Regions from separate parts of the Homo sapiens genome. Here regions 2, 3, 4, 5, 6 and 7 are each linked to region 1. Evidence: chromatin loops called from intact Hi-C (ENCODE). Cell type or tissue: mammary epithelial cell. All regions are shown on one strand. Region 1 overlaps CHCHD6 (coiled-coil-helix-coiled-coil-helix domain containing 6). Region 2 overlaps CHCHD6 (coiled-coil-helix-coiled-coil-helix domain containing 6). Region 3 overlaps CHCHD6 (coiled-coil-helix-coiled-coil-helix domain containing 6). Region 4 overlaps CHCHD6 (coiled-coil-helix-coiled-coil-helix domain containing 6). Region 5 has its middle 16 kb from the start of PRR23E. Region 6 overlaps PLXNA1 (plexin A1). Region 7 has its middle 64 kb from the start of LINC02034.

Region 1 (4,000 bases):
AACACAGATGAGATTCTTTTAACCTTTTCTACTACCTGCTACCTTCTCTCAAGGCAGTTCAGACTGTGATCCAAAGAACTGCAGCTCTAACTGCTATGACTATTTTATGGACTAATGTGGACAAACCAGAGATTACAGATCAGGGTAACAGGGATGTCAATGCTGCTGGGACTCTAAGGAAGCATGTGAATAATTCTAACAGGATCCCCCGCCTCCACATGGAATTTATACACCACCTTCCCAATAAACACTCAAGCCTGGCAATCCCTTTCCTCTCCACCCCTCTCAGGAAAAGCAGGTACTGCTGAGCTTCTCCAGGCCACGTGCTGGTACCTCTCAGGTAGTACTACTTCCAGCAAGGCTCAGCATGTGCCCACCACAGCCCTTGGTGCCCACTGCCACCCAGACTCGTGCTGGAGCACTGCAGCCCAGAGAGCAGGAAGAACCAAACCCGTGGGCCCTCTCTTCACCCACTGCTGCAGAAAGGCAGCCCACGAAACTCTGGGCAATGCGCCTGTACACCAGAGAGAGAGACAGGGGCAAGGGCAGATGAAGAGAAGCAAGAAGAGAGGCAGGACACTGATCTTTATCTGGGAAGAGAATGCTAGCCAAGGTCCCAATAAGGTTGAGACAAACTCTCTGCTGATGCCACTTCTACAGAGGCCCCGTCCAATGTTTACAGAGAACTCCACCCCAAGGCCGGTCTACAAGCCGCAGCTATGGCAGGCATGCAGGCGGGCTGCAGCATGCTCCTGGAATGTCTTTGGAATGATCTGCACCCAGCTACGAGTGCCTCAGTGCCCCTCCTCCTCAGCCTCCAGGTGGGCAAAAGGACGGCACAGCTCCTGCTGCCGAACCTTGACTTCTTCACAGAAACAAGCAAGCATGACCATATCCAGATGCCAACTTGAGGTTCCTTCATGCAACGGCTGCTTGCCATGGGAAGTCCAAGCCACTGATATGTTAGCTGTTTGCTCCATGTGCCTTCCCTGGGCCCTGAAAAAATCCCCTTGGCTGCCAAAATCGTGTGACAGTCCATCCGCCCCCAAGAAAGTCAGAATCTGCTTGTTTTACAAAAAGCAGCCAAGGAAAAGGCGCTTGAAGGGTGCCACCAGCTACCAAGAGAAGGACTAGTGCAAGGAATCCTCCTATCCCCCGCCCCTCTGCCAGCTGGGGAAGCAGTCCACAGACACAGTTCTTAATTTGGCCTTAACCTCGGGTACCTGGCAATGACAAACAATGTGACTTACGAGGTCTAGGAACAAAGTAGCTGGGGTTGAGGAGTCAATGCCCCAGCCCAGCCCATCATAAAACCCCAATATTTCTCCTTCCTCATCTAATCCCAACTGCTCCTTCTTTACATTTTTCTGGATCCAAGCCAAGCCATCAGTAACTTTCTGGATGAGGAGGAGAACAGGGTGAGAGAAAAGCGGGCCCTTCCTCAGCAAGCCGCGCTAAAGGGGCAGGGAGAACGAACGGGATGCTAAGTCCCCACAGGGCAGTACAAACCTGGTCAACCTGTCCCCCAGGGCAGCCACAACAAAGGGAGGTCAGATAACACTAAAAAGCCAGGTCTCCCAACAAAAAGAGGGCAGGAGATGAAAGATCAGGCCTTGGGTAGAGGGCCTTTCAGCCTCCTCAGCTAGATTTAATCAGTCTCAAAGCTACCAGGTTACAGGCCCTCAGAGGATGACATCGGGGGAAGGGGCCTTCTCCCCACCCTGCCCAAGGCCTTCTCCCAGCACGCCTGTTCTTCCAGCCAACAAGTGGCCCAGGCCTGCCACCTAGTGGGCTCCGCTCACACACCACAGGAAGAGACCGGATCCCAGAAGAGGGGCTGCTGTGACCAGAGTCCTGCCAACAGTTCCAGGACTTCATTCACAAGGCACAGTGGGGTTCTCTCTGGCTGTGGCAACAACCAAAACTGCTGGAGAAAACCGTTTCCCAGGGACCAGTGACAAATGAAAAATAGGAAGGAGTGAGCTGCATTCTCAGAGCCTGGCCTTCTTCCCCACCTTTTCTAAGCCCAAACAGCTCCTGCACCCAGAGCCTGTCCCCAGTGAAGCACAGGATATGCGTGGGACAGGAATGCCAATTTCAAAATGCTAGTCCTAGAGTGCCCCTACTCACACACACAGGTTCTAAGCTCTGGCCTCATCCTAAGACTCTGGCCTAAAAGCTGTGATTTTTAAACGGCCATTAGATGAGTGAATTTTACTATGCATGAGGCCGTGTCCCAGAGGTGGACAGGGTACAAGGCTTTGGAGGGGCATAACTGGTAAACCTCAGAGGGCAGTACAGGCACATTCCATGTGCTGTGCACCTGGTGCTGCTCTAAGCTTGTCCCTTATCTCAAGAAGTCTTATGACTATCCAGGGAGGAGGCAGGATCACCAGCAGGGACAACAGAGGATTCAGTGCCCTGCTCAGGGAGCACAACTGGGAAGCAGGATTCGACCCCAGGCAACCCGGCTCCTGAATTCACACCATGCTGCGGCAGCCTCCAATCCTAGCTGCTAGACATAACAAAAGAAGAATAAATAAAAAACTCACACTCTAAAACCCTAAAAACCCAGGTCTGCTCTGGCTAGAGGGCCCCAGCAAAGGAGCAGAATCTGGGCTACCCTAGAGGATAAGATAAAAATCAAGTTAGGGCAATGCAGGCGCTTTTTTTTTTTTTTTTTTTTTGAGACAGGGTCTCACTCTGTCACCTAGGCTAGAGTGCAGTGTGACATGATCTCGGCTCACTGCAACCTCGACCTCCAAGGCTCAAGCAATTCTCGTGCCTCAGCTTCCCCAGTAGCTGGGACCACAGGTGTACACCATCACGCCTGGCTAATTTTTGTATTTTTTGTAGAGACAGGGTTTTGCCATGTTGCCCAGGCTGGTCTCGAACTTCTGGCCTCAAGCAATCGGCCCACCTCTGCCTCCCAAAGTGCTGGAATTACAGGCATGAGCTACCACACATGGTGGCAAATTCTTATTAGTGAGAAAAAGAACTGCCTTCAAAGAAGTGCAACCAGAGGCCCAGAGAAAAAAAAAAAATAACAGTCCCCCAGAGGCCCGGCAAGGCCTGAACACAAAAGAAAAACATACATTCCTTTTCAGCCCTACCGGTGGTGACTCCAGGGAAAGCCAGAGAGCAAGAAAGATGAGAAGCCTTAGACCACCGTTCCTCTCCCTCCTACCCTTCCAGATCCTCAAGAGGTCAAGATGTTGTGCTGGGGTCAGCACGGGGCACCAACTGCCCTTGCTCAGCTGTGCCTTCTTGTGGAGACAGCAAAGGCAGGGCCCATAGCCATGATGTCAGTTCCTGGAGGAATTTCATCGATTCCTCATTAGCATGGGAGAACTGCCTGCCCACCTGTTAGAAAAACTTTCCATTTATGGTGACAGATGGGGCAGTGTTAATGGGCTGGCTTTAACTGGGAAACAAGGAAGTTCAGGCTCATTGCAAAAGGAATTAGCATTAAAGCTAGGTGGGTCTGCTCATTTACAGGGAGGCTTGGGAGAAAGCTCTGGGAACTTGCCTCACATGCTAGGGGTATCCAGGCACTCAAGACTCAGGCCTAGAGGCAGCCATGCCCAACCAAGGCCTGCCCCTAGCAGACCCTCTAGCACCAAAGGCCACGCTGGCTTGACCTCCATCTCAGTCCTTATCCTGAAGCAATTCCCAGGAGGGAGTCGCCAACTCTGGAGCACTTCTCTCCGATTCTGTCTGATCTGGTAGAAAACACTGCCCCCATCTGAGGTCTGGCCAGGGCCATACTTTGGACAGCCAGCCAGGGGAAGAGCTGTCTGCTTTGCCATGGGTGGCATCTTAACAGATCATCTTCCAAACAGAGACATGCACATCTGGGGTCTCAGTGGAAGCCCTGAGGTCAGCTGCCTGGAAGGCCAGATGAGCACTAGGAGAAAATAGTCAAAGACGACTCTGTGGGATATTCCCTGCTTGGTCCCCAGAAGCAACCCCCATGAATGTCTGGGCAGAATTGACAGCA
Region 2 (4,000 bases), 160 kb before region 1:
CTCTGGGTAGGTTATGGAACTTTGCTGTGCCTCAGAGGCAAGCTGCTCCAGGCCACAAAGGCCCAGGTCCACATCCTCCTTTCTTTGTGAAGCTCCAGCACCTTCGCATGTTCTGAGGGGAGACTGACATTAACGCATCTGCTAGCAGCCTCCTGCCGTGCTCCAGGTGGGAGTGTGGTGAAGCCCACATGTGGACATGTAGGCAGCAGGGAGAAGGCCAGCCTTGGGCTGACTCATGAGGAAGCAGTTTCAGAAATGAAACAACCTGAGGTGGGGCAGGGCCCGTGGTCAGACCTCCCCAGTGCGGGTGAGGAAGGTACAGCAGATGTCACCTGGAGTTGGCTTAAGGTCAGTCCCTTTGCAGACACAACCACATCTACTCCTCAAAGCCTCACATGGGCACTTTGGGAGGCTGAGGTGTGTGGATCACCTGAGGTCAGGAGTTCAAGATCAGCCTGGCCCAAATGGCAAAACCCCATCTCTACTAAAAATACAAAAAAAAAATTAGCTGGGTGTGGTGGCGGGTGCCTGTAATCCCAGCTACTTGGGAGGCTGAGGCATGAGAATCGCTTGAACCCAGGAGGTGGAGGTTACAGTAAGCCGAGATTGTGCCACTGTACTTCAGCCTGGGCGACAAAAGTGAAACTCCGTCTCCCAAAAAAAAAAAAAAAAAAAAAAAAAAAAAAAAAAAAAGGCTCATACGGGCAGCATGATTATCCCCGTTCTACAGATGAGCAAATGGGAGCTTCAGGTCTCAGGTACCTACTGCAGGCACAGATCAGTCAGTCCCTGAAACACGCTTGTGTGGCAGTGAAGGAACTTTAGAGCTGCGTTGCCTTGCACATTTGTAGGACTTCAACTTGGCTCTCTCCGCCCACCAGGCACACAGCTAGCCTGGCTGAAGCTGGGCAGACACGAAGTGAGAGGTGCACAGAGCCACCCAGGGAAAGCACTTCCTGTGCACCACGGACCCCCCTCGGCCTTCTGCAGGGAAGGTAACTGAGGCAGGGATGGACCCCCCACCTCTAAGGCCATAGGGCATGGAAGGCAGGTCCAGATGGAAACCAGGCCCCCCTCTAGTCTTACCCCAAGGACTCCCCTGCTGCATCGTGGCCTCAGAGAAGTGCTGACTGGGAGGTAAATGTGGAAGGTGAGCCCCTGGGGAAGAGCACCTGGCTCATGTGATGAGGAAGAACCACCAGGTGCTGGCATTCTGCCCTGGGCTGGGCCGGGGGAGTCAGGGAGGCCTGGGGGCCACCTCTGGGCCTTTCACCCTCCACTGCCTGGTGAGCTTAGGCAAGTCACCTCGCTGCTCCTCACTTCTGAGCCAAGGAGATAATGGATGCCTCCCTCTACAGCTACTGGGAATGACAGCTGGGAAATGCCAACCCTCCCGGCATACGACAGGCACGAAATAAATACAGGTTCTCCTCCCACCACAGCCAGCTGCTGCCAAAATGCCCAGCAAGGGGGCTCCAGTGTTCTCTCTAGAGCCCTCACATTCAAACGAGAGATTACGTCTTTGCCTCGACCAGTCCAGTATCCACCAGCACTGCCTGTCCTGGGCGAGGCGGTAGGGACAGAGACATAACAACTTTGGGCCTCCCTCCCACTCCATGCAGACGCCCTTCCGCCACAGCCTGGGTGGGAACTGCTTAGCTGTCTGAAGTTCCCCTTCATGAGACCTCATCAGGAGATGGCATGGACCACAGACCCACATTTTGATTTGCGCTTTGGCATATGCTGGCGGTGTTCTTTGGGTAAGTCACTTCTCTCAACAGCAACACAGGGTATCACCCAGCCTGCAGTTGGTGGAGAGACATCTTGGCACACAGCACCCACCTCAGCCCACCACAGCCACTGAATTTTCCAGAGCTAAAATGCACCTCATCCTAAGCCCCGCCCCCCACAATTCATCCTGGCCTACTTCCTTTCCCACAAAACAACCTCATGGCTCAGACCTTCTCTTTGAGCCAAACCCCTCTTCCTGTGGTTGTGCCCACAGGGCTCCTGAGTGTCAGGTCACCATCCTGCAGGCCCAGGCACCTGTTGCCAACCTTCTCAGAGAGCGAATCCTTGGCCCAGATGGGCCCGGCCTGCTGTGGGCTTCAGTAGACACTCAGAGCCTGTGCTCAAGATGCCATACTGCCAGAAACAGCCTGGCCCCGGTGAATTTGGATAGTGCTTGGGTTTGATTGCAAGCTCAGTTTGAACATGTGGTCAACTCGATTTGTCACAGGAAGTACCCACAGGCCAAGAAGTGGCGGTGATTACCCTGCTGCAGCTTCCTCTATTGTTTCTCAGAATGACTCAGAGAAATTCCCCGTCCTGTCCTGTCCTGACCCGCCTACCCCACTCATCTAATCTGCCTAAGCAGACCTACAGGGACGGATGTCCTCACAACCGCAGCTCCCTTGGCACTCGAAGGTCTCCGGCCCACAACTTGGGAATACCAAGCTGGCTTCCTGTGTTCACAAAGCTGCTCATCCACCAGGCCTTTCCAAGGCTGCTGGAGTGGACCCAGACTCCATCTCCTGGGAAGGGCAGGGCACTCTGTGGACTCCTCAACCAATCACCAGGTCAGGGCTTCTAGAAGGACTAGACACTACCAACGTGCACACTGAGAACCCGCCAAGTGCCAGAAGGTTCTGAGACAAGTGTGGCTTGCTCCCTGGCCTCGTGGAGCTCTGAGATGGTGGCATCATAATTACAATGGGGTACTCAGCCAGTCCTCCCAGGTGCTGTGGGGCACCTGAAAGGACAGCCTGGCAGAAACCATGGGTCAGACTGACTTCCTGGGAGCCAATACCTGAACTGAGGCTGAGTTTTTTTTATTTACACTAAACAATGTTTTTGAAAAATACTTACATATGGTTTTAAAAAACAAAAATGGAAAGCATGGAGGGTGTGTGGTGAATACTGAGCCTCTTGGCCAGCCTGGACTCAGCCCTATCCCTACTCCTCTGTGCACCCCGTCCTTGTCAGGGCGAGGTGCTGTGCATGCATGGGCACATGTGTGAGTGAGCACACACATGTGCCCCACTTGTTCCTGACACTCACTTGACTGCAGCAGACACGATCTGCCACACCTCATCTTTCCATTGATCCTCAGAGACCTCACCCACTCCAGCTGACCAGCACTTAGTAGTAGGAATGAATACCCTGTAGTGTCATCCCTTGAGTATCACTCAAGCAGCTCCCCATCCTTGTACAGAGGTTGTTTCTAGTCTTCTACTATTATAAACAAAGCTAAGAGGAACATCTTGGCATCTAGAACTTTGTGTGTATCTGTAGGGAACACTGTATAAGTCAAATTCTTGGGTCAAAGGGTGTATCCATTTTAATGAATTTTAAAGGATGAGCAGAAATGAGCCAAATGAGAGGGAGGTCTCCTGAACACAGGCAGCAGTGCGAGGAGCCTGGGGCTGCCACAGGGCTGTGCATGGGGCAGGAGATGCCACTGTTGCTGCAGAGGCACAGGGCAACGGCCAGGAGGGGACGTGGAGGATGCCAGCTGCAGGCTCAAAAGCTTGGACTGCACCTCATGGGCAATAAGGGTGAAGAAGGCTTTCCTTTTTCAGTGAAGGAGGGGCAGGGAAGATTTGTTTTTTTTGTTTTTTTTTTTTTCCTGAGGCAGGGCCTTGCTCCTGGCTGGAATGCAGTGGTGTGATCATAGCCCGCTGTAACCTCGACCTCTGGGCTCAAGCTATCTCTCCACCTCAGAGCCACCCCAGTAGCTGGGACTACAGGAGTGTGCCATCCTGCCCAGCTAATTTTTGTATTTTTTACAGAGAGGGGGTTTCGCCATGTTGGCCAGGCTGGTTTCAAACTCCTGGGCTCAAGTGATCTGCCTGCCTTGGCCTCCCAAAGTGTTGGGATTATAGGCGTGACTTACTGTGCCCAGCTGATTTGTGTTTTTAAAAGAACATTCTGGCAGCTGTGTGGATGATGGCATCCAGCTCTCCCCGGCTAGGCCGTCAGTTCTCGAGAGCTCCTGGAA
Region 3 (4,000 bases), 110 kb before region 1:
CTGGTGGTGGTGGTGTTGGTAGTGGTGGCGGTGGCAGTGGCAGGGGCAGGGGTGGGAATGGAAATCTTTTATGAAGTGCTTACTGAGAGCTCCTCCTGGATAAACACTGTGAGCCATCTCATTTCTTCTCATAATGATCCGAAGTAGAAACTTTATATAGATGAAGAAAGTGAAGTTCAGTAAGGAGTAAATCACTTGGTTGAGGTTATAACGGTTAGTACACACGTTGGGAAGCCACGACTTAAAAGTACCTAACTTCAGAGCCTGTGACCTTAACCACTATCCTCACACTATAGTGGAAAAACTGTAGGTCTGTGGACAGGGATGCAAGGAGGCAGAGTCCTTGCTATTTATTCATTAGGTGTGTGACCTCCAGGAACAATGACAACAACAGCAGTAGCAAGGATATGTTACAGCAGGCTAGCCTGTAGGTTATGTCCTTTATTACATAAACGGAAATGCAACTCTAGTGTCTTCCTTTTAAAGATGAAAGTCCCCAGGGCTCAAGGGCTTAAGTGACTTCATCATCTCTATAAGGCCAGTAAGTGGTAAAGTCTTAATTCAAACTCGGTTCCCTCTCAATCTAAAAACCCAAGGCTTACAATACCAGGAAACTCTCAAACCACTTAACTGCCTTGGGCCATCTGTGAAAAGAACTGGACTGGGTCAATGGTTATCAATTTCTTTGTATATTCCTGTCTCATTGATCACATTTATCAAAGGACCTGGTCCCACCAGGACAAGTGCACAAAAGCTCATCTTGCTAAGAAAGGCAGTCGTCAATCTCTAAGCAATATGCTATTTCACTTCTCACTTTCAATACACGGCTGAGAACACACAAAATGGTAGCTTTCATGGTGGTACCATTACTAAAAAAAAGGTGTTAATGGGCTAACCAGTTGGCGGTACCCTTCTTCAGCCTAACCTTGTGAAAAACTTTTTCTTTTTTTATTATCCTTTAAGTTCTAGGGTATATGTGCACAACATGCAGGTTTGTTACATATGTATACATGTGCCATGTTGGTGTGCTGCACCCATTAACTCATCATTTACGTTAGGTATATCTCCTAATGCTATCCCTCCCCCCTTTCCCCAACCCCACAACAGGCCCCGGTGTGTGATGTTCCCCTTCCTGTGTCCAAGTGTTCTCATTGTCAATTCCCACCTGTGAGTGAGAACATGCGGTGTTTGGAAAACTCTGATTCAAAAACTCTTCAAAAGTCCCTTGGGCTCAGATCCCTCACTCAGCAGGTTAAAGAGTGCTCCCCATGACGGTGGAAGGTGGGCCTCTTCCCCAAGGGAAGCTTTCCTGCTGTATTGTTTTCAGGTCATTGTTAGCAGTTCCCTCTGAATCCCCAGGCTCTAGCAGCTTCTCTCTATAGGCCTCTCACACTCACATCCTCAAGGTAGGGGACCCTGCTCTGAATCTCTGGTGCAGACTCTGGGCCTCTCTCACTCACAGAAGTACTGCTGGCCACATTGGAGTGACCGGCAGGCAGGTGGCGGCTCTTCCAACGAGACACACCCCTCACTGAGCACGTGTCTGGAGACCTCCTCCTTCTCCAGTGCTGGGGAACCTGAACCCTACATGGAACCCAGCATCAGTCTCCATGACAATGCAGGACATGCATCCTCAACACAGCTCACGGGGCCTTCACGCCAGCATGAGCGAGGCCTCACTTCGTCCTCAATGTCTCTGACAGGCAGCATTTGGCACTGCCAACCACATTCTTCCTGGACTCTTCTCCACTCACTGATGCGGGAGGCGGTGGGAGGCAGCACGTGGCAGTGGAAGAGCGGGCTCTGGAGTCTCGCAGACCTGACTTCATCTATCAGCCGTGTGCATGGCTTCTGACAGCTACTTCAGCCTGCTTCCCAGCTTCTGCATTTGTAGAACATGTGTAATATAATCTACCTTACAGGGTTGCTGCAAGGATTCACGATGACTTATGTAAGAGGGCCTGGCACATAGCATATGCTCACAAAATTATAGTGACTGTCATTCTGTAGGACACAGAACTCCCTGTCTGATACTTCTCAATCATCAGCTGGTCATCTCTGCCTCATACGTGCAAGCCTAGAATTAAATTTACAACCTTCTCCAAGTGTAGTGGCTCACCTAAATTTTCTCTTTCTCTTAATGGCACCATTATTCTTTCTCAGGCCAGCCTGTTTTCCCAGCTGTACCACCTGTGGCCTCCCTTCTCACATAGCACCTGGCTGGGGCCAAGCTCTCCAGCCAGAAGCCCCAGTTTCTCCACTACCAGCCCTGCATGCGGCCCACTGACATCCTGCTCTCTCCAAACACAGCTCCCACTGAGAAGCCTTCTGGGCAAAGGCTCCCTCCTCCTCTGGAACCCCGCTGCGTCACTGTTTCCTGATTGCATACACACACGTTCCCTTCTTTATTCCTGCAAACATTTACTGTGCACCTACTCTATGCCAGGCACTGCATCCTCAGCCCTTGGCGATGAATCACCTGATGAATCAGACCAGCAAGGACTGTGCTCACAGATGCAGAGCAGACAGCCACAGGCGCTAACAAGACAGAGTGTGGCAAGTGCTAGAATATGCACAGGGCTCAAACCTCAGCGGGGGACAGACAACGGAGCAGCAGGCGATTCTGCGGTGCCTATGGGGCACTCCAGTGAGGTGTAGCTCCACACCCAGCCCTCATTCTGTGCCCATGACCCTTGTCTCACAGCACCTGACACAGGGTTTTAGCAACTCTATTAGACTGAATGGACATGGAGCAACCTGGTCAGAAGAGGAGGTACTCAGAATTATAGAACTCAGAGGAGGCAAGAGCCCAGCGGGCCGGGTGCAAACAGATGTGGGCTAACAGTGGGCCTGCCGCATTCTGGCTGTGTCTCTCCATAAGGCGAGTAGCCTATCCCTACTGGTCTGTCCTCCAGTCACACGAGGAGGCGAGGCAAACACAGGTGGGCCTGGGAGGGCCTGGAAGAGGATGTTTAAGGCCTGTAAGGTCCCTGGGATTTGGAAAGCAGATCCTGAGCAGAGCGCTGCAGGCCAGCGAGGAGGGTGCCTGGCAGCGAGGGGCAGCAGAGGCCATGGGGCACCCCTGCTGGGCTGCCTTCCTCAGCTGCAGCCCACTTTTTATGAAGCCTCGTGTGCCGACTCTTTCCTGAGAGCACAGCCAGATGAACTCTCAGCAACTGAACACACCTGTAACTAACACCAAGGTCATGAAAGGAAGCCTTACCCACCCCTCCCCCCCGCCCCCGCCCCTGCCACCACATGACCCCTGCTAGTCACTGCTGCCCCCAAAGGGTAACTGTTATCCCAGTTGCTAACACCATAGATGTGCTGTGCTGCCTTCACCCCTTCTGTAGATGGAATCACAGTTTGTAGGTCCTCTTCCCTACCCGGCTGCTTTCCTCAGCAGTGTGTCTGGAGTTCCAACAGCAGCACCTGCAGCTGTGGACGGCTCACTTTCATGCCAGCAATGCTCTATCATGAATACCACCGGCACTTGCCTCTCTCCTCATTTTCAGGGCTATCGTGAATGACACTACCATGGACATTCTACAGCCTCTCTTCTGGTGAACCTGGGGGCACATCTGGTGAACCTGGGGGCACATGCAGAATGCTAGGTCCTGGGGCATACCCATGTTCAGCTTTAAAAGATGCTGGCTATCGATCTTCCACAGTGGCTATGCCAACTTACACTCCACCAATGGTGTCTCAGAGTTTAGGTTAAACCACATCCTTGCCAGCACTTGGAGCTGCCTGTCTTTTCCACTTTGGCCATTCTTCCGAGTGTGCAATGGTATCATGTTGTGGTTGTAATTTGCATTTCCCTGATATGTAGTGAGGCTGAGCTCTTTTCACATTTGCTGACCACTCCTTTTCCTGTGAAGTGGAAATCCTATATTTAATTCCTCCTCCAAACACCTTGTGTAGCTTGTGTTTCCCTACACACCAAGGGACAAGGCAGAGACCAGTGTGCCTGGGATAGGGACGTCTGTTGAGCGGTGTC
Region 4 (4,000 bases), 210 kb before region 1:
TCTGATTTTTCACAGCTCAGCAGGAGCCTGCTGGGATGCTGGGGTCCGCACAGTCAGGGTCCTGTGGTGGACAGCCTGAGGCCCCTGTCCTCATCTGAGATGCCCAGCACATCTGCACACAGGCAGGTGCCAGGCTCTGGGCCTAGGCATCACCTACCTGCCCTAGGAGCCCCAGGGCAGATGTTAGATCCTGGAGAGAGAAGCAGTGCTGCCCCACCCCAAGGCCCTTGACCATGTGGGCCTCTGTCCCCTGCTGTTTGGCCCCTTGCATAAGCAAATCCCTCTTAGGGACCCTTCACTCCCCGCTCTCTGGTTCTGCCAGCAGCCTTCTGAGGCGAAGGCTGGCGAAGGGTGGTGAGAGTTTCTCCAGCACTTGCCACATCTCACACACAGGGCACCACCCAAGTGCCTGGGTGCTGGGGCTCCGAGGGAGTCAGGTTGAATATGCCGTCTCCAAATGCACACACACTGCCAAGGCAGCACGTGGGGAGAGCAGGCAGGCCTCTGGCACTGCCATTGCTCAGTCTCTGGTTTCTTTGCTAGTCATGTCAGGGGTAGGGGCCGGGAAGGAGGGAGCCAGACCTGGCAGTGTCCCAGAGCCTCTCTCAGGGAATACACTGGGGTTTAATGTGATCTGTCTTCCTTGGTAATCACATTTTTGCCTTGGTGCGAGGAAGATATATTGGTGAGGTGTGTTTGTTAAAGAAATACTCTTAGGGGTGGTGGGTAGGGGCTGAAAACTACCACAGAGGTGGGGCTGGATGGAGAGAGGATGGAGTCTAGGGCTGGCCACTGAGGCGTAGGCCCTGCCAGGAAGCCAAGAGGCTGCAGCAGATCCCTCGGTAAAGAGTTAGGTGTGTGATGAACAGAGACTCGGAGCTGCCCTTGATTGGGTGTGTGGAGGATCTGGAGGCTTCACTTTGCTGGTGAGTAGGGAGCTAAGTGTCTGGTCGGTGCGAAGGGCCCTGGTCTGGCCCAGCCTACCCAGTGCCCCAGCGCCTCCTGCCCACGTGGAAGCAGAGTGAGCAGCCTTCCATCCTCTGAGATGGAGGAGGAGGCCGCCTGTCCTACCCAGGGCTTCCCTCTCTTGGAAGGCTGACAGAGGCCTTGCGACCACTCATCCTGTGTGGAGCTACTTCTGGGCTGTGTTCTGGCCATGAAGGGACAGTCGGTGCTGGACGGGGCTGTGACCAGCAAAGAGTGGAACAATCAGCCTTGGCAGATGGGTGTGAGCAGGGCATGACCCAAGGAAGCTCTTGCAGGCCTGGGGCTGCAGGACCCCGCTCAGTTCAGTGGGACAGATCTCCCCTTGGACATGGCTGGAGAGCACAGAGCATCTGGCCTCAGCCTTTTCCATCCCAAGTACCTAAAGCAGCCTGTCTCCTACTCAGGCCAAAGAGGCTTTTACGTGGGAAAGGAGACCTCGTCCTGTTGTTTCTCCCATACATTTTCACAAACAGGCCGCACTCCTTGGGGAGCCCAAACTAGGTGTTCTGAGAGTGAATGATGCTCCCCAAGGTGGGAGCTGTCCTGTTGGGGTGGGGCAAGGGTGAGGTATGGCTGGGAACAGCCTGACTGCACCAGAGGACGCTACGGGACCTGGGAAGGGGGAGGACTTATCTAGGATAGAGAGCAGCAGTTGGGGGTGGGGGAGGAAGGCAGTAGGAGCTGGCTGGGAGCGCATCACAGGCATCCAGGACAACCGAGGCCCACTGGAGTGGGAGGTGACCAGAGAGCACATGAGGCTTGGGACCACTCACCAGGAAGGCCAAGCCAGCACACCCCTGTAGACCAGCTCAGGGCAGGGTGGCTGTGAGCAGCTTCTGATGGCCACATCTGCTCCCACTCCTCTTCCAGATGGCCTATCCTTGCTGGGACCCCCACTCTGCACTCGGGCCTCTGCCACCCTCCCACCCCTAAGTGCCGAGGGCTAAGAAGTCCCCGGCACCCACAAGGGGCCCGGCCCTTGAAGGTGGGGCCTGACTTTACCCAGCCTGCTCCCACCCAGCCTAATAGGGCAAACGCAACAGGGATCATCTCCCTGGGGCCAGATGTCCAAGGCGCTCCTGGAAGCAGCCAGGAGAGTGTGCAGGTGACTGAGGAAAGCGAAGAATCCCTCCCTTGGCAAATGCAGAGACCTCCAAGTGGAGCATCTGATTCTAACAGGAAAAGGCAGGCAGAGATCTCCAATGCTAGATAGAGGTACCTCGCCTACCTCCCAAGGCCCTTGGAAACCTGGGAGGCAGGCAAGGCCTTACCTTGTGGGCGGCGCTCACGCAGCGCTGGTATGCCTTGACCAGGTCCGAGCACAGCAGCACCTCATGCGGGCGATCTCGGTAGCAGTGGAGAATCTGGGCCTGCAACCCTGAGCAGACGGGCTCCACCCTGCGGGGCCTGCAGAAGACAAGAGCAGGCAGGCCTGGGGCTCAGGTGCCAGCAGGCAGGGGAGAGAAACAACTCACATTCACTCCACCTACCTCCCAGGCGCTAGGCTAAGTCCCTGACACCCAGCAGCATCCTTTTAACCCTCAAGGAGAAGCACTGTGCTTTCCCGTTCTAGAAATGAGAGGACGGTCGCAGGGTCAAGCCCTGTGGTGGGTGGCTTAGGCTCACAATATAGCAGACACTGAAACATGCTGTGGTATGGGGCTCCACACCGGGCTCCTTCACTGGGGCCTGTGTACACTCAGGAGACAGGAAAGCCCCACTGGAGGGCCCCCATGAGGATGGTGCAGCCCGCCTCCAGGACAACCCGCCCCGCTGTGCCCAGGATAGCCATCCCTTTATGCCTGAGACAGCCCGCCCCACTGTGCCCAGGATAGCCGTCAGCTGCTTTCCTGGGCTTTCCTGTGCCTGTGGTTTACCCGTGACTATAACCATGTGACTTATTTTTTTTCCTGATTTAAAACTAATATGCGTGCAATAAGGAAAATGAAATCTACAGAAATGTCTAAAGAAATGAAAAATGTTCTTTTTACTTCTTAGAGGTAACCATTATAATATTTTGGGGGTAATTTACTATTTTTTTCTTTCTTTTTCAAAGTAGTTTTAGAACCCACAAAAGTGAGTAAGTTCACTTTCTAAAGTTGTGGAAAAAAAGAGCAAATATAGATAAACTAAAGTCAGTCACTGGCCCAGCCTCCTGAGCGTAATTTTGGATTGGTTGGTCTCCTTCCAGATTTCTCTCTCTCTCTCTCTCTCTCTCTCTCGTGCGCACACTGACACACACAACAGCACATTCGTGCACTCCCTGCCAGCCAGGTGCTGTCCTCCGGCTGCTGGGCGTGCTCAGTGCTGCTCCTTACAGCTCTGGTAGCAGACACTATCGTTCATCATGCTGTTCACACAAATGAGGAAACTGAGGCTCAGAGAATTAAGGCCATGCAGCTGGACAGTGGAGGAGCGGGACATATTTATTTACATGGCTTTGGATGTACTGTTGCTGCTCATTTGTTTTCTTAAGTGGGTTTTAGGCCAGGACCCTTCCCAGCTGTAGACGGACCCACTGTAACACTTAACAGCCTTTCCAAATTGAACACCACTCACGGCTGAGGGCACCAAAAAGAGCTGTAAAAATGTAGAAAGCCATTCCTCAAGTTTCTTAGCAATAGAAAGGATCACTGTCACACATGCCACAGCTCCACTCCAGGTACGTGGAGAGAGAGATATGTAGGTCAGTTGCTCTCCCACCAGGGTCTCCAGAGCCGTTATCATCTAACGATAACTTGAACACAGTTCCTCAGCTAGAAACCACCAGCACCAGGATGCTCGACAGCTTGGGAACAGGACCCCATATTTAGCTGTCTTGCTCTGGAAGTCTGCGGGTGGACACTTCTGTACACTGCTGACTTAGCAGTGATGCCACCTGGGTCTGGTCTTCCCTTCTCGTCCATGTCATCCCCAGGCCACTGTATGCAGCGCAGTCCTCTCTGCAGCAGAGGTCAAAGGGAGCAGGGAGGAGCAGGTCTCTCTGCTGTCTCATCTGACTACGCGGGACAAT
Region 5 (4,000 bases), 430 kb before region 1:
CCACATTCTTTATTGGTAACTATTAGGGTTGATTCTTTATCCTTGGTGTAATGGAATGTGAGCATAGTGTGGCCAGTTTTTTGTCTTACGGTGATTTGCTCAGTGTGTGCCTTCGATTTGAAGATTAATTTATTTTTTAGTTCTAGAGGTTCTGTTTTACTTTTTGAAAATATTTCTTCTTATTTAATCCATTCTGGAATCCCAACTAGATAGATATTGAACGTCCCTGAAACCTCAATGTCCCATTTTTCCATACTCTCCAGCTATTTATTCCTTTGTGCTGCATTGTTCTGCAATGTGTCCAATCTATTAATCTTTTACATGGAATGTTATATATTTCATTTCCACCATCTCTATTTAGTTCTGTTTCATAACCCCCATCTTTGTTTTATGGATGAAGTAGTAGTCTTTATCTTTCTGAATGTAATTGTGTAGTGTTTGTTTGTTTTAACGATAGCTTTTAGAAATTCCTGAAGATTCATGTGTTAACTCTCTCTGGAGGGGCTCCTCCCTTTGTTGAAGACAGCATGGGCATCTCTAGACATTTGCTGATTTGACATTTGCAGACATTACTTTGTCCGGCCAGCAGTTTTTTCTCCCATATAATCCCATCTATTCTGTGCATTTTTGGGGACTCCTCCCAGTTTCAAGTCTACCAAGAAGTCCCCTTCTTATTTACAAGTGGGATGGTTAATTTTCTGTTAAATTGTTGAATATTTTTTCTTATTGGTATGGATTTAGTGCAGAGAGGGGTATGTCACAGGCCAGGGTTTAGCAAAGGTCGAGGATCTCCAGAGAAACAGAACCAACAGGATGGATGGATAGAGAGATAAATGATAGATAGATAGATAGATAGATAGATAGATAGATAGATAGAAGATTTACTGTGAGAATTGGCTCACACAATTATAGAGGTTCAGAGGTCCATGATATGCCATCTGCAAGCTGGAGAACCAGGGAAGACATGGTATAATTTAGTCTGAGTCCAAGGCCTGACAACTTGGAGTTACATTGCTTGAGGGCAGAAGAAGATGGATTTCTCTGCTCAAGGAGAGACAGAGAAAGAGTGAATCTGCCTTTCCTTTGTCTTTTTGATCTATCCATGCACTCAAAGGATGGGATGGTACCTGCTAGCATTGTTGAGGGTGGATCTTCCTTTCTCAGTTCACTGATTCAAATGCTTATCTCTTCTGGAAACACCCTCACAGATATACCCAAAAATAAGATATAACACTTTACCAGATACCTTGGTATCCCTAATCCCAGTCATGTTGACACCAAAATTAAGCATCACAGGGCAACTGTAGCATTTGATGGCCTATTGTCTTGAAGCAGGACTCTCTCCCCTGGTTTTAATTTTCTTTATGAAATTCATTTAATATTTCATTGTTGGCTATTTTATACTTTCTGTTGCTATTGTTAAGGGGACATTTTTCCCAAAACATTATTATTCTATGTTGGGTTCTCCAGGCAGCTGACTCTTGGAATCAATGCTATGGGGGAGAGGAGAAGGAAGCAGGACTGGACAGACAGAGGTCAAGGTCAAGTTCAAGAGAGCTCATGGGGCTGGGCGCGGTGGCTCACGCTTGTAATCCCAGCACTTTGGGAGGCCGAGGCGGGCGGATCACGAGGTCAGGAGATCGAGACCATCCTGGCTAACATGGTGAAACCCCGTCTCTACTAAAAATACAAAAAAATTAGCCGGGCGTGATGGTGGGCGCCTGTAGTCCCAGCTACTCGGGAGGCTGAGGCAGGAGAATGGCGTGAACCCGGGAGGCGGAGCTTGCAGTGAGCCGAGATTGCGCCACTGCACTCCCGCCTGGGCCACAGAGCGAGACTCCGTCTCAAAAAAAAAAAAAAAAAAAGAGAGCTCATGGGCCAGGCAGGCCTGATGACCTTAGTTGACCCCATGAGGATCCCAGGAACTAAAACACCCTGTTGGAGGTGTCCAGTTGGGGTTTCATCCTTGCTTCCCTCAGTCACTGGATGTGTACAGCCTTGGGAAGGCCACCCTTGGGAAGGTCAGGGTGGCCATCTCCTGTTGAGGCTGTCCATCTCCCGTTGAGGCTGTCCCTGAAAAGACTGGCATCTGAAGGCTGCTGACTACATTCCCAGCAGGTGGAGCAAGAAGTCCCTCTATGAAGGGGATTTGAGCAGCACATCTCTGTGCCTGTCACAGTTTTTAACTGGCTGCTGTATTTATAGGAAAGCTATTTACTTGCATATATTTATCTTATATTCAGCCACCTACAGAAGTCCCTTCACTGTAATTAGTTTTCTATTTTTTAGAGGGATGTAAGTATACTAAACTAAGATAAACGTGGCTGTTTACAAGAGTCCTACCTCCCATTTCAGTTTCCTGTGTTATTGCATTTGCCAGAATTTACCAACAAATGTTAAAAAAATATTCATAAAAACAGTCATAACTGAGAGTGCTGTTCTGTTCTTGATTGCCCGTAAGAATCTCGAGTGAGGTCAGCTGTTACCCTGTGATATGGTTTGGCTGTGTCCCCACCCAAATCTCATCATGAACTATAGTTCACATAATCCCCACGTGTCATGGGAGGGACCCAGTGGGAGGTAATTGAATCGTGGGGGTAGTTTTCCCATCCTGCTTTCATGATAGTGAGTGAGTTCTCACGAGCTCTGATGGTTTTATAAGGGGCTTTTCCTGCCTGCACTCTGCACTTCTCCTTGCTGCCACCATGTGAAGAAGGATGTGTTTGCTTCCCCTTCTGCCATCGTAAGTTTCCTGAGGCCTCCCCAGCCCTGCAGAACTGTGAGTCAATTAAACCTCTTTCCCTTATAAATTATGCAGTCTCAGGTATGTCTTTATTAGCGGCATGAGAATAGACTAATACGCTCTGAAGTGTCTCTTTTCTTTGCGTTGAAGAAAACTCCTTTAAGCCTCATAAAAGTGCAGTAAGTGGAGGCAGATAGCAACCAGGGTAGATATGTAGTGGATGACATTGTTTCATCCTCCTCGTGTTTATCTGATCACCATCTACTTGTGGCACATGATATCGGTCTTCCATCAAAATGTTTCTTAGTGGGCCCCTGTCAACTCCTGGTGGTTGGCTCTTTTGGCTTCAAACCGTGCATGTAACTGTTTATTCTAGGATTTTTCATGGGGCTGGTATCCTTAAGCTCACAGGGCTGCAGCCCCTCCAATCTACCCTTTGTCTCTCTTCATCCTAGAAGCACCTCCTGATGCTCCTTGGAAAGACTGGGAGAGCCATTGGTGCTGGGGGGCAGTAGTTTCTATGGACATGATCTGAGGGTCAGAAGCTCTGGGGTCAGGCAGTTCTCTTACCCCCTCAGACTCCATTTCCATGACCCTGAATAGTTCCCACTGGGGGAGACAGAGAATTCTAGCAAGAGCAGACCTTGAAGGCCATCTGCACTCAGCTAGCAAGGAGAGCCCACCTTCGAGGTGGCAGAAGGACACAGATACCTTGGGGGGTCTGCCCTGACTCTCACCCCTTCCTGTTCTCCCCCCAGCATCCTCTCCCTTTTAGAAGAACCTTCTCCCGGATGCAGTGCCTTATACCTATAACTCCAGTGACTCAGGAGGCTAAGGGAGGAAGATTGCTTGAGGCTAGGAATTCAAGACCAGCCTGAGCAACAGAATGAGACCCCATCGCTAAAATACTTTTTAGTTAGCTAGGCGTGGTTGCACAAACCAATAGTCCTAGGTACTCAGGAGGCTGAGGTGGGAGGATCGCTTGAGCCCCAGAGGTAGAGGCTGCAGCGAGCTATAATCATGCCACTGCACCCCAGCCTGGGTGACAGAGCCAGACCCTAACTCTATAAACAACAACAACAAAATCTTGTATCTTCATTTACCGTCCGTGGATCAAACCCTGTCTGCCCCAGTAACCCATTCTCCGATGATATTTTCTTGCTCATAGGTTCTGCGTGGGATGCACATTTGCCCTGCATTAAATCAGGCCTCATGTCATCAGTGTGCTGAGTCCTGTCCAGTGCTCTTCCCAGCCTG
Region 6 (4,000 bases), 250 kb before region 1:
CCAGTGCCCACGGAGGCACGTCCCTGAGGTCCCCAGGAAGGCAGAACCCCACTGCGCCCAGGAGGGGCAGAGGAAAAACGAGCCAGCCAGAAGGGGAGGGAGGCTTGGCCTCAGCTGGTGTGCCCAACCTGGCCCCACCTGCCCCATCTGCCCACCCTCCAGCTGCCACGAGGTTACCAGGTTGGGCCATAGGGCAGGGGTGGACTCCAGGCAAGCCAGGCCAGGGACTCAACTCCATGGCCTTACAGAGCTGGGCCAGGCACCAGGTTGGGTAGACCAGGCCAGCCACAGGCCCTGTGGGCAGACCCACTGGACAGAGACCCAGCCCTAGGCCTGAGGACTCAGTGGCCCAGTACACACCCCAAACCCTCCAGTGACACCTGCCTCTGAAATTGCTCTCCTTCATACATCTGTTTCTGTGGTCAGGAAGTCAACAGGGGAGGGGTGGGAATGCCAAACCCAGCCCAGGAGAACATGGAGGCAGCAATGAGGCTGTGGGGCCCCTGGTGACCAGACCGGTTCCCCTGCAGACCCAGCCGAGCCCACAAGTCTGCAGGGAGGCAGAGCACAGACCAGCTTGAAACTACTTTTACCAGGAGCCATGGACGCCCAACTTGTGATGTGGCCCCACCCCTACTGCTCTGTGACTGGGGTTCCTGGTAGGAGGGCCCCCACCTTCAGCCACACCGTCTGACTGGTGCAGCACCCACCTGCTTCTCGGTCATGGCGTAGAGGTACTGGTGGTTGGGGCTGAGGACGAGGTCTCGCAGGATGGGGCTGCCCTCCTGGGCCACGACGCTCTCGTAGGCCAGGGCAGGCCGGCCACCGGGGTTTGAGAGGTCCACCAGGATCTGCGGCAGCAAGGGGCCCTAACTGGAGCTGTGCTGATACCTCCCTGACCCAGCCCCACCCCCCACAGAAGGTCAGGGGTCTAAAGCCCCTCCCTGAGCTGCCCAGACATGCATGAGCAGAGAGGACCAGCGCCAGCCATACTCACTCTCCACATCCCCAGCCCCAGCCCCAGCCCCAGCCCCAGCCCCAGTGCAGGGCAAACTCAGACCCCAACAGGCCAGTCTGTGATTCAGCCCCTTTAACAGTCAGCAGAGGCCAGAAGGTATTGGGGCCTGGAGACAACCACAGCCCAGCACCCACCACGGAGCAGCATGGCCACACCCAGGGTGAAGGCTACAGGAGTCCCACGGGTGCCTAGCCATCCCTGGGGCCAGGCTGGGCTTTTGAAGGAGGGATGTTGGTTGTCGGGGGCAGAGGCCAGGGCTCACAGGAAGTCTAGGGCAGTGGACCAGGAGACTCCAGAATGGGGTGTCCTAGGGGTGGGGGCATCCTGGCAAGGCAGTGGAGGAGGGTGGGCGTCTCATCGGCATGGAAATGTATTCCAGATCCCAAACAAACCAGGCGTTAATTAGCCAGCTCTTCTCCGCAGCTCACGATGCTGCAAGTATTTTTAGTTGCTTTTACCAAACAAATGTATTTAATTAACAGAGAGACCCACGGGGCTTTCCAGAGATGGGACTCTTGGGGCGTGTCTGCCCAGCTCTGAGTCCAGGGTAGGCTCTCAGGCTGCGGGCTGTGGCCTGCTTCCCCCAGCCTGACCCACTCCTGCTCCCGCTCTACCTCTCCACTTCCACCTCAGGGCAGGGGCCTAGGCCCAGACTCAGTACCCCTCCTCTGTGTCCTCACTCCTCACGGTTACAGAGCAGGGCAGGTCCAGGGCAGCAGGGCCCAGCGAAAGCCCTGGTTGGAGTCCGATCCATCAGGCCTGGGCTGAGGGCGGCCAGCCAGGGTGGGGCGCTGTGTTTCTGAGCCAAAGAGGCTGTCGGCTGGGAGAGGGGGAGGGCCGCATTCCTGAGCGCCGCCGGCCACCCCCCACATCCGCTCAGCTGCCTCGCCACCAAGCAGGCTTAAGTCAAACCAGACCCGGAAGAGTGGAGCCCAAAGCTGGGCAGGGGAAGAGGCGGCCAGGATGGGCCCAGCTGCACTGGCTGCAGGGCCATGGCCCACGGCCTCTGGGAGGAGAGATGCAGGGACAGCGGGCGGCCCAGGAGCAACCAGGCCACGGCCGCCCAGCACCCCTGCCGGTGGGGCCTGGACTGCACCCACACCCGCACCAAGTGCACCCGTGCCTGCCTGCCCTGCAGCCACAGCAGGAGTAGGAGTCCTTGTTTAAGATGACCACTGGCCCAAGGCCTGCCCGACGGACGCTTAGGATGCCAGCACCACAAACCCCCTGCTTTGCTCTGGGTCAGTGGCCAGAGGCAGGTACTCAGACCCAGGCGGATGCCAGCCAGGACCAGCCTCTGGGCCACAGTGCCTGGGTCCAAACCTCTCTCTGCCTCCCTCAGACAGAGTTGTTCTGAGGATTATATGAGAACCAGGCCAGGTGTGCCAGGCGGGAGCAGGGGGACCCAGGGTGGCCAGGCCCACAGCAATCACCGCACCTGCGCAGCCAACCACACATCCAAGCCAGCGGCTTAAGACAGCCACCAGGGAGTGGGGGAAGGAAGGCGAGGAGGGCAGGACACAGACTGGGTGGAGGCTGGGGCAGGTATGCCCAGTGCGCAGACCTGCGGCTCCAACCTGGAAGACCCCGGTTAGGGACCACGATTCCTCTCATCTCCTCCATCCTCACAGTCCTGTGGATATCCCCAGCGGCTTCCCGCTGTGAAGCCCAGCCCCAGCTCCCCCTCCCCTACCAGCACCAGGGGATATGGCCCCTGGCCCCTCTTGCCCCTGGTAGCAGAGCCCCTTCAGCCTGAGCTGATGGACCCTGGCCCGGCATGCAGGGAGCACTTGAGAGGTGTCTCAACAAGGACATGACCCACCTCCCCAACAGCCAGGGCCACATGATGCCGGAGCCTGACCCTGGCCCGGCCTGCAAGGCATCCACCCACTCAGGGTTGGGGGCACAAATGTCACACCAAGGGGTGAAGAAACGGGTCACAGAAGGGCAGGTCCAGGGGGCACACCAGCTCCAAGGAAAGGAACGGTGGGTGAGGGGTGCAAGGAGGGGTCCCAGGAAGGGAAGAAGCCATAGGAGCTTCTTCTGGAGCTGGGCCCCAGGCTCCAGAACGCCCCGCTCCACCCAGCAGCATGCCGACTGGACAGTTGGCTCTGACAGCTGCAGCCGGGAGCACACGCGTCCAGCTGTCCATCCGCCATGTACCCATCTGTCCACCCACCTGCCACCTCCACCCCTTCACACACACAGGCTGGGCCCAGGGAGACAGAGCCCCAGGAGAGGCCATGGCATGGCCAGTGTGAGCGGGGCACTGGGGAGGCCACTACGGCACAGCACACCAGACCAGAGGATGGATGTGACGCAGGTGCAGGCCCCACACTGTTCACTGAGGCGCCACGGTCCAGACTCAGCAGGGCCCCTGTGCACCCACACATGTTCTACAGGGCATCCAGCTAGGACAATGGTCCCCAGGACATGTGTCTGTGTCCTAGCCAGAGTTCAGGGTGAAGGGCCTGTGCAGCCAAGCCAGCTTTATCAAACCACACAGACAGGAGGTAAGCTGAGACTCACACAGCACCTGCCAGAGGAACCTTGGGCCCTGGACCCGCAACTGCACCTGGGAGGAGTACAGAGGCTGCTCGTAAAGTGGGAAGGGGGAGCCAGTACCCAGCAGGAGGGTATTCCAGGAGAACCAGAGCACAGGGGCACAGACGGCAGGTGAACCTGGGGCCAGAGCGGGTGGCAGGACAGAAGGGCACACGCCGGCCGGGAGCCCACGTGCCGACGCCCACACCCTGGCCACAGCTGTCCACTTTCGGGCCACCCGCCTGGAGGCAGCCCACCCTCGAGGTGGCTGGGCCCAGAAGCCCCTCCCACAGCAGCTGGGCAGCTGGCAGAGCAAATGAGAGGCTTGACGTGTCCCGGGCATGGGAACGGGCCACAGGCATGCCCTGGAATCTTCCCCCAGCTGTCACCTCCTTGCTCTGCAAATCTTTCCCCAAAGACCACCAGAACCTTCCACAA
Region 7 (4,000 bases), 720 kb before region 1:
GCCCAGCTTCCCTCCAAGGACAAAGAGGAGTTCACGAGGTAGGTGGTGGGTGGAGTGGGTGAGGGAAGAAGGAACATCCTAGGAGCAACCTTCTTACCAAAGCCCATGGTGGGTGGGGCTTGGTGGGTCAGAGGCTAGGGCTCCCGGGTGTGCCCATGGGGTGGGCGTGGGGTGCAGCTGCAGATGGGGCTGGGCCTTATGGGTTCCTGTGGACTATGGGAACGGTTTTTGTTTTTTTTGTGTGTGTGTGTGTGTGTGAGTGATGGGAAGCCTTGAGGAGCTTTAAGTAGGACGTGTGTGTGTGTGTGTGTGTGTGTGTGTGTGTCGGGGGTCCTTGGGGTGGGTTCAAAACCCCAGGTTTCTCTATCAGCCCCACTCTGGGGATCCTTCCAAGTTGCTCCTCAGCTCCCCGCCAGGGAATCAGCTCTTGAAGTCTAATAAGCAGATGGGCCAGTCTACCTCTACCCACCCTGACCCCAGTGGACCTGGCCCCTGGCAAATGCATCTGGTTCCATCCAGAAGGGACCCTGTGAGTGGTTGTGTCCCCCCAACATGCCTCCCACAGGCACCCCAACTCACTCTGCCCCTGTGGTTAGGGCCCCTTTCCCTAGTCCCTTCCTTCCCCACCCTCTCCCCAGGAACATCCTGGGGGCTCCCTGCTAGTCCCTCCTGCTGAATCAGGCCCAGGGCCCTTCTAGCTCGGCTCCTCCTGTTTTCTTCCCCTCCCCTGAGTCTCAGATAGACATCTGTTTGAAGTTTAGCTTTAAACTTTGTTTCTTGAAAAGATCTTAGAAACAAGAATCAAAATACAGTGAGAACTCCGTGTCTCTCCCACCCCGACGCCCAGCTTCCTTTCCCAGAGCCAATGGCTCTTGTCAGTTTCATGAGCATCACTCTAGATATATTTTACACACGTGCACACACACACACCCACACACGAATAGTAGCATGTCATACAGAGCACTCTGCCGCTTGCCTTTTGATCTTCATGGTCTGCATGTGGGTTATCCACATCAGCATGTACAGATCTGCTTCCTTCTTTTTAAAGTGGCTGCAGTGGACCTCGCCATATGGATGTGCTGTGTCCATGTGACCAGTCCCTGTTGAAGGACACTGAGATCATTTCTCTGTCCTCTGTCCTGCTGCACCACCACGCTGTACACACACCTCAATCCTCGAGTCCTGGTACACCTGTGGTGAACTTTCGGAAGTGATGCTGGGTCAAGGGCAAGTGTGTTTGTAAGTGGATAGAAATGTCACCCCACCTGGAGGGTGCAAGGTCTGCTCATGTGCATCCTCACTGGACAGTATATTATCCAATCTTCTGATATTCATCAATCTAATAGATGAAAATGGCATCTTGTTGCATTTGTGATATGTTATTTTAAGTGATAATAAACATCTAATATAGTTGAAAACTTTGTATTTCCTACTCCTAACATTTGCCTATTTTTTTCTAACAAAGTTTCCATTGTGTTTTTTAGTGATTTGTAGAAACTCTTTATATATTAAAGAAATTAGTCATTGGACTACTTCCAAGCTCACTTTATTATTCAGCAATCCTGGCAGCTTTGCATAGCAATTTTAGTTTCGTACAATTCCAACAACAGATGCTGGGGACACCTGAGGCCCTTTCTAATAGTGGGGACTCAGGAGTCCCAGCAGGGCCAAGGCCTTAGGGTCTGAATAGTAATTGTCTCTCAGAAGATCTCACTGGTGGCTTGAGTTCTTAGCTTGTGGCAAAGCTTCCACCAGCAATAAGTGCTGAAGCTAAATCCTGCCCAGGTCCTCAGATCTGACCCTTGGACTCTGACACAGCCCTGTGTGGGCTAGAAATTGCTGGGGCCCCTGGTTGACCTTCTGGTCCTGGCTCAGGTCCCTCCTGTGTGGGGACCTCCAGCCCTGCCTTCTCATCCTGGCCCTCCCTGGCTCAGGCTCTGCCAACTGACATTCCCACACTCCTGCTTGTTATTCCCCGGGCCTGGGAGAGGGTCCGGGTGGTGTTCACACCCTCACCAGCTTAGGCTGCCCCCTTAGAGGCAGGGCCTGAGCCTGGTTTATTGAGGGAGCTCTCAGGGGACCCCTGTAAGTGGAGGGAAGTGAATGTGCCGAGCAAGAATGTGGTCTCAAGTGGGGCCCGCTGGGATTGGGGCGGGGAAGCGTTCTGGAGAACAAATCTCATTGGCTCTGTCCTGCCCTGAGGCCAGGGGCCTGGGCTCCTGTGCTCTGCTCAGTCAGAACAGCCAGCTTTGCTCTCCACCTCCGGGGGTGGATGGGAGGGTGGGCGTAACCTCCCAGGTGTCTCCACCAGGTGGCACTCATTGGTCAAGGTAAATTCTCGGCATAAGGTCACAGGTGTAAGCCAGGGAGCACTGGGGACCCTGCACCAGCCCCTAAGGGCGCTTTCCTTAAACCAGACACAACTCAGCTCTGCAGCTGATGCAGTGGAGAATCTCCATGAAGGAATGGGGTGGGGCCCTGTCCTCCAAGATTCCTGGCCTTAAGGATCTCTCCCCAATGCCAGCCATCTCTGTCATGCCAGCCTCAAAGGAGCCCTGGGCCCTGCTCTCTGCTCAACTCTGCTTCATAACTGCAGTGCTGGGAACAAACAGTGAAGTGGATGGGCATGACACAGGGAAATAAACCCTCAAAAAACCCAGTTGGATGGCTGGGAAGACAAGCCTCTCTCCAAGGCCGAGGCCTCCGTGGACAGGGTGCCTGCAGGCCTGGACAGCTTCATTCTATACCTGCCCCACCGAGGCCGCCCCAGTTCTGCTGTGAGGACTGTGAACCCCCATCCATGGGGAGGTAGAGACAGAAAAGAACAAGTTTGATAGAGTGAGAGAAGGGGATAGAGCTCTGGAGGAAAAAAGCAGGCAGGTGTAATGAGATGCAGGGCAGGGTGGGAGGTCACGGAAGGACGGGGTGGGCAGAGACCTTCGGGAGGGCGGCCAGGTTGGCTGAGGACACCTTTAGGCAGCAGGCGAAGGCCTTAGGGTGGGGGTGCTGAGGGTGAGCATGGAGGCCGAGGGGCGGAACGGAGTGAGCACAGGAGGAGGGCAGGGCAGGGCAGGAGCTGGAGCCCAGCTCTTCCTCAGTGGGGGCCCTGGCCCGGCAGGCTCCAGCCAGACAACTACACTGGGATTGGATGCTGTCAACGCACACACGTGGTGGGACAGTGCAGTAGGGCCACCTTAAAACCCATTCCCCATCTGGAGTAAGAACCCGAGGGACCCTCTTTCAAAAACTATTTGGATTCTGTTTTCTTGGCTGCTGGACTGGTGCTGCAGACACAAAGGGTCTGCGTTAGTCAAACTCCTGGCCCCCTCCTCCTCTGCCTGCCTCCTTCCCACCAGCTTCCCCCTCCCCTACCCCCTCTTTTCCATAGGCCTTAGTGCCGGGATGGGCTGATAGGGTGCCAGCTCTCCACCTGTCAGGCCACGGATGCACCCTGCCTCTTATCCCTCTTATCCATGGAGCTAGAACCAGGCATGCTTCTTTGAGAAAAAGTAATTTATTTTCTAATTACAAAAGACAATGGGCTTAAACAAAGGGAAGGCAGCTCCACGCTCAGACAGTGGGGCCCTCTGTGGACTCTTCTCTTCCCTCACTGACCTGGGGAGGGGCGCTGGGGTCTCCGGAATGAGGAGAAGCTCACAGGCATGTCTAGAGCCTCAGGCTGGTGATTGGGAGACCCAACGGGGAGACCCCAATCCTATTCCTGGTCCTGTCACTTATTTGAGGACATAGGGATAGCTTGGGAGCTCAGTTACCTATCTGCAAAGCAGGGTCCAGAGTCTGTGGCTTGGGGGTCCTTTCAACTAGGATAATCCATACTTTTGGACATTCATTCTGGGAATCACTTAATTGTTCTTACGGATTTATTGCTCTCCCCTCCTGGTATACCTTCACCCCAAACACACACCCCATTCTTCGGTGTGAGTAGAAATAGCACCTAGATGTAAAGGCCGGACACTCTGCCACTGCCCAGGCCTTGGTC

The links. Hi-C counts contacts between places; a loop is a spot of excess contacts. Peaks named below come from ENCODE experiments on the same cell type or tissue, not always from the same donor. Only the 100,000 strongest peaks of a DNase experiment are listed, where the experiment ranks them.
Region 2: it touches region 1 in a loop (7-fold over the local background); 6 of 110 quality-filtered maps call a loop at or near these places.
Region 3: a loop joins it to region 1, with 7 times the contacts of the local background. A loop is called at or near these places in 9 of 110 quality-filtered maps.
Region 4: it touches region 1 in a loop (7-fold over the local background); 11 of 110 quality-filtered maps call a loop at or near these places.
Region 5: a loop joins it to region 1, with 21 times the contacts of the local background. A loop is called at or near these places in 35 of 110 quality-filtered maps.
Region 6: it touches region 1 in a loop (10-fold over the local background); 16 of 110 quality-filtered maps call a loop at or near these places.
Region 7: it touches region 1 in a loop (5-fold over the local background); 5 of 110 quality-filtered maps call a loop at or near these places.

What each region holds. Positions count from the first base shown.
Region 1 is chr3:126,750,191-126,754,190 of GRCh38, reverse strand. All of the region lies in intron 4 of CHCHD6 (coiled-coil-helix-coiled-coil-helix domain containing 6), which reads right to left. Among named protein-coding and RNA genes, the nearest start is that of CHCHD6, 48 kb to the right of the region's middle. RefSeq lists enhancers at 1,558-1,657, 1,631-1,925, 1,691-1,985, 1,738-2,375, 3,014-3,651. In mammary epithelial cell, CTCF peaks have their summits at 377 and 1,792 (motif pointing left); DNase peaks (open chromatin) are centred at 730 and 1,760; H3K27ac peaks cover 2,321 bases.
Region 2 is chr3:126,909,901-126,913,900 of GRCh38, reverse strand. All of the region lies in intron 5 of CHCHD6 (coiled-coil-helix-coiled-coil-helix domain containing 6), which reads right to left. Among named protein-coding and RNA genes, the nearest start is that of PLXNA1, 71 kb to the left of the region's middle. RefSeq lists enhancers at 1,947-2,026, 2,167-2,646, 1,579-2,778. In mammary epithelial cell, no CTCF peak of the experiment used is centred here; DNase peaks (open chromatin) are centred at 250 and 2,310; H3K27ac peaks cover 2,219 bases.
Region 3 is chr3:126,857,546-126,861,545 of GRCh38, reverse strand. The region is part of intron 5 of CHCHD6 (coiled-coil-helix-coiled-coil-helix domain containing 6); the gene reads right to left. Among named protein-coding and RNA genes, the nearest start is that of PLXNA1, 120 kb to the left of the region's middle. In mammary epithelial cell, no CTCF peak of the experiment used is centred here; a DNase peak (open chromatin) is centred at 2,455; H3K27ac peaks cover 982 bases.
Region 4 is chr3:126,955,810-126,959,809 of GRCh38, reverse strand. CHCHD6 (coiled-coil-helix-coiled-coil-helix domain containing 6) reads right to left here. Exons shown (of 8, transcript NM_032343.3): 7 at 2,259-2,394. Among named protein-coding and RNA genes, the nearest start is that of PLXNA1, 25 kb to the left of the region's middle. In mammary epithelial cell, a CTCF peak has its summit at 2,340; a DNase peak (open chromatin) is centred at 2,369.
Region 5 is chr3:127,175,545-127,179,544 of GRCh38, reverse strand. No RefSeq gene overlaps it. Among named protein-coding and RNA genes, the nearest start is that of PRR23E, 16 kb to the left of the region's middle. In mammary epithelial cell, a CTCF peak has its summit at 2,139 (motif pointing right); no DNase peak of the experiment used is centred here.
Region 6 is chr3:127,000,181-127,004,180 of GRCh38, reverse strand. PLXNA1 (plexin A1) reads right to left here. Exons shown (of 32, transcript NM_032242.4): 4 at 711-851. Among named protein-coding and RNA genes, the nearest start is that of PLXNA1, 19 kb to the right of the region's middle. RefSeq lists enhancers at 1,701-1,995, 2,018-2,157, 2,896-3,529. In mammary epithelial cell, a CTCF peak has its summit at 1,803; a DNase peak (open chromatin) is centred at 1,860; H3K4me3 peaks cover 178 bases; H3K27ac peaks cover 1,203 bases.
Region 7 is chr3:127,471,705-127,475,704 of GRCh38, reverse strand. No RefSeq gene overlaps it. Among named protein-coding and RNA genes, the nearest start is that of LINC02034, 64 kb to the left of the region's middle. RefSeq lists enhancers at 1,596-2,095, 2,096-2,597. In mammary epithelial cell, a CTCF peak has its summit at 2,310 (motif pointing right); no DNase peak of the experiment used is centred here.